Linked DNA regions of Homo sapiens: region 1 is linked to region 2. Evidence: read pairs that join two places in POLR2A ChIA-PET (ENCODE). Cell type or tissue: endothelial cell of umbilical vein. All regions are shown on one strand. Each heading gives the region's core, and the rest is flanking DNA. Links, peaks and the distances in the headings are about the cores only. Region 1 overlaps HCN1 (hyperpolarization activated cyclic nucleotide gated potassium channel 1). Region 2 overlaps HCN1 (hyperpolarization activated cyclic nucleotide gated potassium channel 1).

Region 1 (4,373 bases), core at 1-4,000, 54 kb after region 2:
ATTGTTATTGTTGTTGCTTTATACTTTTATATTATTTAAGTTCTCATTTCACTTCTCATAAACTTGTAATAACATTTATACTGACTTCTGTATTTGGTCCTTATTACATCCTTCCTCTACCTCAGGATTTTTCAGCCTCACCACAGCTAATATTTTGGACCTCCCAATTTTTTGTTGTGAGGCAGGAGAGGGAGTCTCCTCTGAACTGCAGAATTTTTAACAGCATCACTGGCCTCTACCCTTTAGATATTAATAGCACCTCTGCCAGTTGTGAAAACTAAAATGTCTGCTGATGTTGTATGTTGCCATGTCTCCTAAGTGGTAAAATCATCCTTAGTTAAGAACCAGCACTCTGCAATTCTGCCTGATCAATCTTCCTAAAATACGGTTTAGATCATATCATTCTCTGCTCACAAGTTTTCATTGGCTTCCCGTTTTGTACTGAAAATGTTTAAGGACTCAGACTCTGGTCATCACTGTGTTGCCTGGTATGTTCCCTATTCTGTCATATTTCTGGTATGCTCCTCATTCCCTCCTGTTTCTTCTCTACAATTTAGACTGGCTAAAATTTTATATATGTACACACACATACTATGGGGTTTGGTAACTTTTCTCAGCCTCCAAATACTCCTACTCCCCATCAAACTTCGTGTTTTAGATTTTTACCTGCATGACCCATGGTCTTACTCAAATTCCCTCACACAGTAGTTCAGTTTAAACCCCTGTTGGAATTGAGATGGTCCTTGTTTTTTAAACAAGGACCTTGTTTAATTAAACCTTGTTTAATTAAAACTCAGTATAAAAGTGGCTAAACAGAGCAGTGAAACAAAATATTGAGCCCAGACACAAATACCATTTTTATAGAGACAATATATAATAAAAGAGATATATTTCTCTATATGGAGACCTGTTGATTTACTAAAAGTTATATACTGGCACAAAAGACATTCCATTAATTTAGAATAAAGAAAATGTGAACTTTTCTATATCCAAAAAAAAAAAAAACCTTTCTCTAGGTAATACGTGTAAGTATAAGTAAATATAAAAAATAAAATAATCTGAAAAAACATTCAGGACATAGGAATAATCTTATTTAGAGATAGCTTTTTAATCATTATGAGAAATCCAGCAGCTGCCAAGGAACTTACAGATTTAATTTTCCTACATAAACTAATTGAAATATTTATATGAGTAATTATATGATTAGAAGGTCAATAGGCAAATGATAAATTAGGAATAAATATTTATAGCACATATCAGTTAAAGGGGTGATACCCAGTCTTCAAGGAGGCATTGCAAATTAATAAGGAAAAAAAAATTTCATTAGAGATGAGCAAGCCCATTTGGTAAATAAATACATGAACGCCTTCTCAAATTCCTTGGCTAGGGAAATGCTAATAAAAATAACAATGGGTTATTATTTCTCACTCTATAAGGTGATACAGTATATTTTTACACATTGGAAAAGGTACTGCCTTTTAAATCAATCTGGCAATATATTTTAAAATCAAACTGAAAATCTTACTCTTTGAACCAACAATCACACTCTTGGGAGTGTTACTGACAGAAAGAAAAGATATATGGATAAAGTTTTTAATTAAAGAATAGTTTGTAGTGGCAAAAGCTGGAGAACAATGGAAAAAATGACTGAATTAACTATGGTGTGATCAACAAACTATTACATAGTTATGTGAACAACAGATTATTTGGAGGCATTTTATATGTGATAACAACAATAAGAGCATATATAATAGGATTCATTTTTGTGGGAAAAAAAGCCAGAATCATGGATTTGTGTATGTGCATGTGTGTGTGATTATATGAACATGGAGAAAGGCACAGAATGATCCATACCTGATTTTGGGGAAATGTAGGTAGAGAAAGAGGAATGGAAACATGTGAAGAATGGAAAATAGAAAAGTTGCTAATGATTTTAAAAATAAGAAAGCATTCTTAGGCTGGGCACAGTGGCTCATGCCTGTAATCCCAGCACTTTAGGAGGCCAAGGCAGGTGGATCGCCTGAGGTGATGGAATTTGAGTTCGAGGAGTTCGAGACCAGTACGACCAACATGGTGAAACCCCGTCTCTACTAAAAATGCAAAATTAGCTGGGCATGGTGGTACTAATCCCAGCTACTCGGGAGGCTGAGGCAAAAGAATCACTTGAACCCAGGAGGCAGAGGTTGCAGTGAGTTGAGATTGCACCATTGCACTCCAGCCTGGGCAACAAGAGCGAAACTCCATCTCAAAAAAAAAAAAAAAAAAAAAGCATTTTTAATATATATTTATTTCAAGTCATTTAAGAGCATGTATACACAGGTGTGTGTTTTGTGTCTCTAGTGAAATAAATGAGAATAGACATAGCTGTATTATTCTGAAAAACTGAATTAAACTTTCTTTTCCAGCTCCATACCCTGCCTCCATTCATACAAAAAGAAATAAACAATACCAATAGAAATAAAGTGTAGTCTCCACTCGACACCCCATTGAACTTTTTATTATTTCCATTTTATCTAAATACCTCAAGATGCTTTAACAATATACCTTGTCTGTACCCTTATGTGGAGAAAGGAAATCTTGAATTAGATTTTACATTTTAGTAAATGTAAATATACCATTTCTTGTTCATGGACCATCTAGAATTTTGGAAATCTTAGATGTATTTCTGAGTATTATACATTTTCACTGATAAAGTAAAGTATAAATTTGCTCATTCTCCAAAATAAGAGTTTTTGCATGAGTTTATTATACTATGTACATATTAAAATATGACATACAACTAATTTTCTTGTGTTAAAATTAAATCTTATTTTTTACTTTTGCGAAAATACATATATAGAGAGGATAATTTAATATGAGCAGGACTTTTATTATAATTAAATAATAGTGAATTTCACTTTAAGAACCTCAATCCTTTCAGCTAAATGGGGCTAGTTATTTTCTTTATTTTTTAGCAACTATGTGCAGTTCCAAGGTTTATAAGACTGGGCTTTTCAATCTTCTGTTTTATTGTTTAAATCTACAAATTTGATGTTGGAAAACCCTATTAACAACAAACAAAACTACCCATATCTATTCAAAATAAAATAGCTTGAAAAGTTTATGATAATTTAAGAGTTAATTTGACAAATGCAGGTTTGGCTTCATTGATATGTGACCTTGAAGTTGCACAGAGCCCCTCACTGTCAAAAGAACCCTGTGCTTGGTTTAATGTTCTGCTCCTGCCATCTTGAAACTCTTAATAATTTTATCTTTGAACTTATGTTTTGTAAGTGAAGTCCACTAGGACAACAGGGTGTGAACATGAGCAGCAGAGCTGCAGGATGGCAGCATCACACACACAGATTCAGGCCTGTAGGCACAGGAGACATGCAATTGGCCTAGCAGCAAGGCAGCATATGCATCACTCAGCAGTCTAGATGCTATGTGTCCCTGATGTGGCCAAACCAGGACTGGTCCCAGATTAGGAGTGACTATCTGTAGCAGCAGGAGAAGCAGCAGCAACAAAGGCAGTCGTGAGAGATGAAAGTGGCTATCCATGCAGGCAGGGAGAACACCCATGGTGAGTAGAGAGCTTGCTCATCAGTCCCAAGGGACCATCCCTGTAGTATCTAAACAGATATTAAATCTCCCACCTAAATTCCAAGACAATACCCATGGCACTCAGGCAGTAAACTTTGTAAATAAATTATTACAAAATAAATGTTTACACATGGGCACGGCAGTAAGCACTTTAGAAAGTCATTAGAATTCCTCAGTGTTTACAATGTCCAGTTTTGAAAGCTGCTGCAAAATTGCACAGCAGATGTCCATAAACTTAGAAATACAAATTAAATTTAAGACTCACATTTGATGGAAAATAACACGATTTTTATATGAAGTTTTAAATTAAACCAATTATTAACAAGGAAGATAATTTTTAAATTAAACTTTCTTTGTAACTAAAAATATAGCAATACAATATATAAACAGGCATTTTAAATTATATGCAAATCTTGAAACTACTTTCAATTTTTTGCACGGCCTTGACAAGTTACAGGAAATATCAGAAGAAACACTAAAACATCCTTGCATACATTTAAATTTAACATTCAATTCAATAAAAGGCAGTATAAGTGACCCTTGTGATGGAATTATTCTGTGTCTTGACTGTGGTAATAAATACATGAACCTACACATGTGACAAAATTGCATAGACATAAATACACACACACACATATAGGCACACAAATGAGTACACTTAAATTACTGAGCTATAAATGAGATGAGTACATTATATCAATGTCAATTTCCTGACTATGAAACTATTCTATAGTTTGCAGCATGTTACCTCTGGGGAAGCTGAGTGAAGAGTACATAGAATCTCTCTCTAT
Region 2 (4,411 bases), core at 262-4,261:
ATAGCACTCAGTTGTAGAATACTGTATAAAATCACACAATCTACAAAACCTGGCATTACAGCACTACATTTACATTTTATGCACCTACTTGGTTTTAGCAAAACAGCATTACTCATCACAGTAAATTTACATTAAGATGTATTTGTTGATTCATTATTTTGTATTTGATTTGTAAAATTATGTTTGTTTTAGTTTTATACTTGTATTTATTTGAGTAACATTATAATCAAAATAATTTAACCCAAGTCAAGGGTATTTCATTGTAATGATTCATTTGTTGTGATTTGAAGGAATCTGTGCATTATTTAATTTTGATAAGTGCTATTCTACAGTGCAGACAATTGGTCTTTCATGTATCTGCATCCTAGACAACTCCTATACCAACTCTGCATGTGTTGCTAACTAAAATATTGTTTATAATCAAAATGGTAATTATCAGCATTTTTTAAAATATGTGCAAACTAATTATTCAGTTATCTATTTAAGTGGTCTTCCTTATACAGTTTTTGTTTTAATGATTTGTGCATCTCAAGTTATTTTTTTCAAAGATAAGTAATCAATCACTTGACCATACTCTAAATTACTGAATTTAGAACTCGTGGACATACTCTAAATTGCTGAAGTCAAAATTAATAAGCCTCTAATTCTCTACATATCTATAGATATATTAATTTCCAAAAAGTTAAGATGCGTAAACCAATCTAGCAATATCAGAGAAAAAAACTGATATAAAAAATGTCTGTAATGGTCTAATTAGTAAAATCTATATGGAGAGAATAAGGGATTCCACTGGAAAATCTAGGTTACTCTATTTTACTTTTATTTGAAACAATGTGACAGGGACACTTACTAACAACCAAATAGCCACGTGCTTTCCATATTTTCTAGCTGCCTTTCAGTTAGATGGGTACCTGTCTGTGCTATTAATTAATAATTAATGGCCTATGAATAGCAGTATATTTCACTTATAGGTATAAGCATTGAAAAGCTGCTATAATGCCCTCAACCCTTTTTTTTTTTTTTTTTTTTTTGAGTTCCAGAAGCATGTCTTAATTTGAAGCTCACACATAACATAGCCTATCCTAACTCGTTTGTACAGAAACATAGGGGGCGAAATTTGCAGAATTAAATTTAAAGACATACATATCGGAATTACCTCAACCCCTAAATCTGCTGATTTTATGCAAGTCACTTGACTTTCTTGTACGTAGCTTCTTAGCTATGAATTAAGTGTATATTATGTATTTTTTCATTTAAATGATCTATTGAGTATTTCTTTGTTCCAGACATTATTCTAGGCACTAAACACATGGTAGAGGATGAGACAAAGTCCCTGCCCTCATTAGGCTTACATTCTAACATGCTTTTATTCAAACTATCTTTTCTGGGTACTAAAAACTATATAAAACTTGACAAAATGTAAGCTCAACAATGAATACATTTATAATCCAGTGAAATGGTAAATTATATGACATATCTATTAATAGGAATTTGAATTGAGAGCTCTGAAATGTTTGCACTGCCCAAAGAGCATGGTTCAAGTGCTGGTGAATTACTCCCCTTTTTTCTGTTTTCCAAACTGTGTTCCCTTGAAAATGAAGCCATGCAAGCCTATTTTCTCTTCTTAATTTAGATACCCAGGGAGTACAGTCTGTTTTCTAACTCATCCAGTGGTGTTCTAGTAGTAGCCCTGTGTGGATTGAAATAAAATCTATGAAAAACCGAGGGCCAGGGAGACACAAAATAGAGAGACATTCATTTCAAGTAGTATTAGCTGGCTTTAGATCAGGAACCTTCAATAGAGTGGGGAATCAAGATACTTCAGGCACTTCTAGCTCAAAAACTATAATCATCCCAATAAATGTGTGCTGGGTGGGCAGAGAAGAGAGAGCTATTTATTGATATTTTAAGTAAATAATTTGGAAAAAAAGCAATGAGAATTATTCATATGTAAGCTCACATATACAATTAGAATATAGAAACCCGGACAATTATTTTATCTATTGCCATTCTATCAAATATTTAAGGGCAAAATTAAAATAGATTCACTTTTTGTTTACAGAGCCCATTTAACTACTTAGGTAATGACTGATTGACATAATATAGCCAAAGTAATATTACGAAGAAATGAGCTAAAAAATCTCTTAATTAAAAATATATTTCCCCTCTCTTGAGATTCAGTAATCTATTTTAGATTTGAATTTCTATGGCTTAGAAATTGTATTATTCTGATAATATTAATTTTTTAAAATAGAACGTACTGCCATAACAGAAAGATTTTATTTTTTTTTATTTTTTTTTATTTTTTTTTAAGACCTAACAAAGGGTAACTAATTTGCTGACAAGTCACTGTAGCTCTACTGGAAAAAAAAATGCCTTCGTAGCTCCTATGAGTTATAATAATAAAGTAGGTCAGCAGCCTGCTGAGTGTTGCGATTCTCCTTTGCTGTCCTGTCTCTCCCAATTAGCAAAGTCTGCCTGGCAACTGCTCTCTATTGGATAGAAACATGACCTCATCACAAAAGGGAAAGGGTTCACATACTGTGTTCTTCCTTCTCAGATGTGGATTCTCTTACAGGAAAAAAATAAGGAAATCAACTCTAATCTGATATTTTGTTTTCAGATAAAATGTGTATTTCAGAAAATTTTAAATCGAACTATAATTTCATCATCGAGAGGGATACAGGATATTGATGAGATTGTATATTGGCTATGGTGACCTTGAGTTGCTTTAGCAATGTAAGACCAAGCCGTTAAGTTCCAAACATGTTTTTGTTCCCGCTTACATAGACTGGCTCTTAAATTTTAAGCAACAAATAGCAGAAGAAGCACTATTCATGAAATTACCTTATCTAACAAGTGGCACCTGATAAAGTTGAAGAAAAAAAAGTATTTTGCTGTCTAATATTTCCTCCAAAATGATTAATTTGCTAGACTTAGTTCTCCGTTATATCCTTGCTATTCTAAATGTTGTTGAGACATTCACAAATATAGTATTCATGTATGTATAACACATTATCTCACCTATTTTGAAGGAAATGAGTAAAAATACATTTACCATTTTAAAGATAAAGAGTCTGAAACAGAATTGTTATTCCATTTGCATAAAGCCAGAGACAGTATGGTAGCTGGTTATAAAATCCATATTTCCCCTTGGATTAAGGATGAACCCACCATACCATTCTACTTCATGAGCCCCAGACAACTTCATCTTTTATAAACCATTGCCAATTTATGTTTATAGAAAACAACCATGAATTGGCTGCACTGCTGGAAGAGCTCAGAATGTATATGAAAAATACGTGAAAAGTCATTGTGTTTTGTATGTGTGTGTTGGGTTTTAGGGTCTTTCCTTTTACTACTGTCGTAAATTCAAAAGAATCTGGCAAAGAAAGGCAATTATAATATCTTATTTTTTCTGAACTCCTCATATATTTACGTTTCACATAAAAATGTTGTTTTGAATTGATGCAGATTGGAATAAAATAGTAACATTGTCTTCAATCTGGGAATCAGTGGAATAGCAGACTAATAGTTTCTACTGTATTATTCAATTTACGGATATACGGATGTCAGGCAATTCATATGAACTTTCTCTTTCTAAAGAGTTCAAGGTTATCATTCTCTGTTTAAAAGAGACTTATATAGACTTAAATTATGTAAGCTAAGTTGCCTATTTTCAGATAATTTTCCAGACAAGATTATATAGTTGCTTCCCATAATGAAAGGCTCTCCACACTTTGCTTTTTCTATTCCATCTCATTTTTATCCCTCCTGCTTTATACCCCAGTCTAATTATGCTACTCTAGAGATATATGACAGAATCAGAAGTGACATGAAGAAAGCCATGTGATAAATGCGGGATATAAGAAAGAATAGGAGGGACACTTTTTGAAACCTAAAACGAACATTTCGTAACCCCATTGTATAACCCATCATTTTTTTTGAAGTGTTTGTTGTTTTTAGAGATGTAATTTATTCTGGAGTAATGAGTAAATTTTATGATGAATTTGGCTTTTAAACCTTTAACTTATTTCAGCTATTTTATACATATATTCTTATAATGTATCAACCACTGTAAGCAATTTATTAAATGAGATCTTAAAATATAGAATAGACTAATTGGCCCATTTTCTTTAAACTTTGAGGGTCTAGACATAGGGCCATTATGATTAACATTTAAATACTCTTTTAGGGAACAACAGACAGTGAGGCCTACTTGAGGGTGGAGGGTGGGAGAGGGAGAGGATAGGAAAACTACCTATTGGGTTCTATCTTACTATCTTATATACCCCATCATTTTTTAGAAGTGTTTGCTGTTTTTAGAGATGTAATTTATTCTGGGTACTATACTTACTACCTGCGTGACAAAAAAAAAATCTCTATATCAAACCCCTGTGACTTGCAATTT

The links. Peaks named below come from ENCODE experiments on the same cell type or tissue, not always from the same donor. Only the 100,000 strongest peaks of a DNase experiment are listed, where the experiment ranks them.
Region 1: POLR2A ChIA-PET joins it to region 2 with 8 read pairs; 2 of 35 experiments call an interaction of 5 or more read pairs at or near these places.

What each region holds. Positions count from the first base shown.
Region 1 is chr5:45,398,290-45,402,662 of GRCh38, reverse strand. The region is part of intron 3 of HCN1 (hyperpolarization activated cyclic nucleotide gated potassium channel 1); the gene reads left to right. Among named protein-coding and RNA genes, the nearest start is that of HCN1, 300 kb to the left of the region's middle. RefSeq lists an enhancer at 3,248-3,768. In endothelial cell of umbilical vein, for the core only: no CTCF peak of the experiment used is centred there; no DNase peak of the experiment used is centred there.
Region 2 is chr5:45,452,381-45,456,791 of GRCh38, reverse strand. All of the region lies in intron 3 of HCN1 (hyperpolarization activated cyclic nucleotide gated potassium channel 1), which reads left to right. Among named protein-coding and RNA genes, the nearest start is that of HCN1, 240 kb to the left of the region's middle. In endothelial cell of umbilical vein, for the core only: no CTCF peak of the experiment used is centred there; a DNase peak (open chromatin) is centred at 2,481.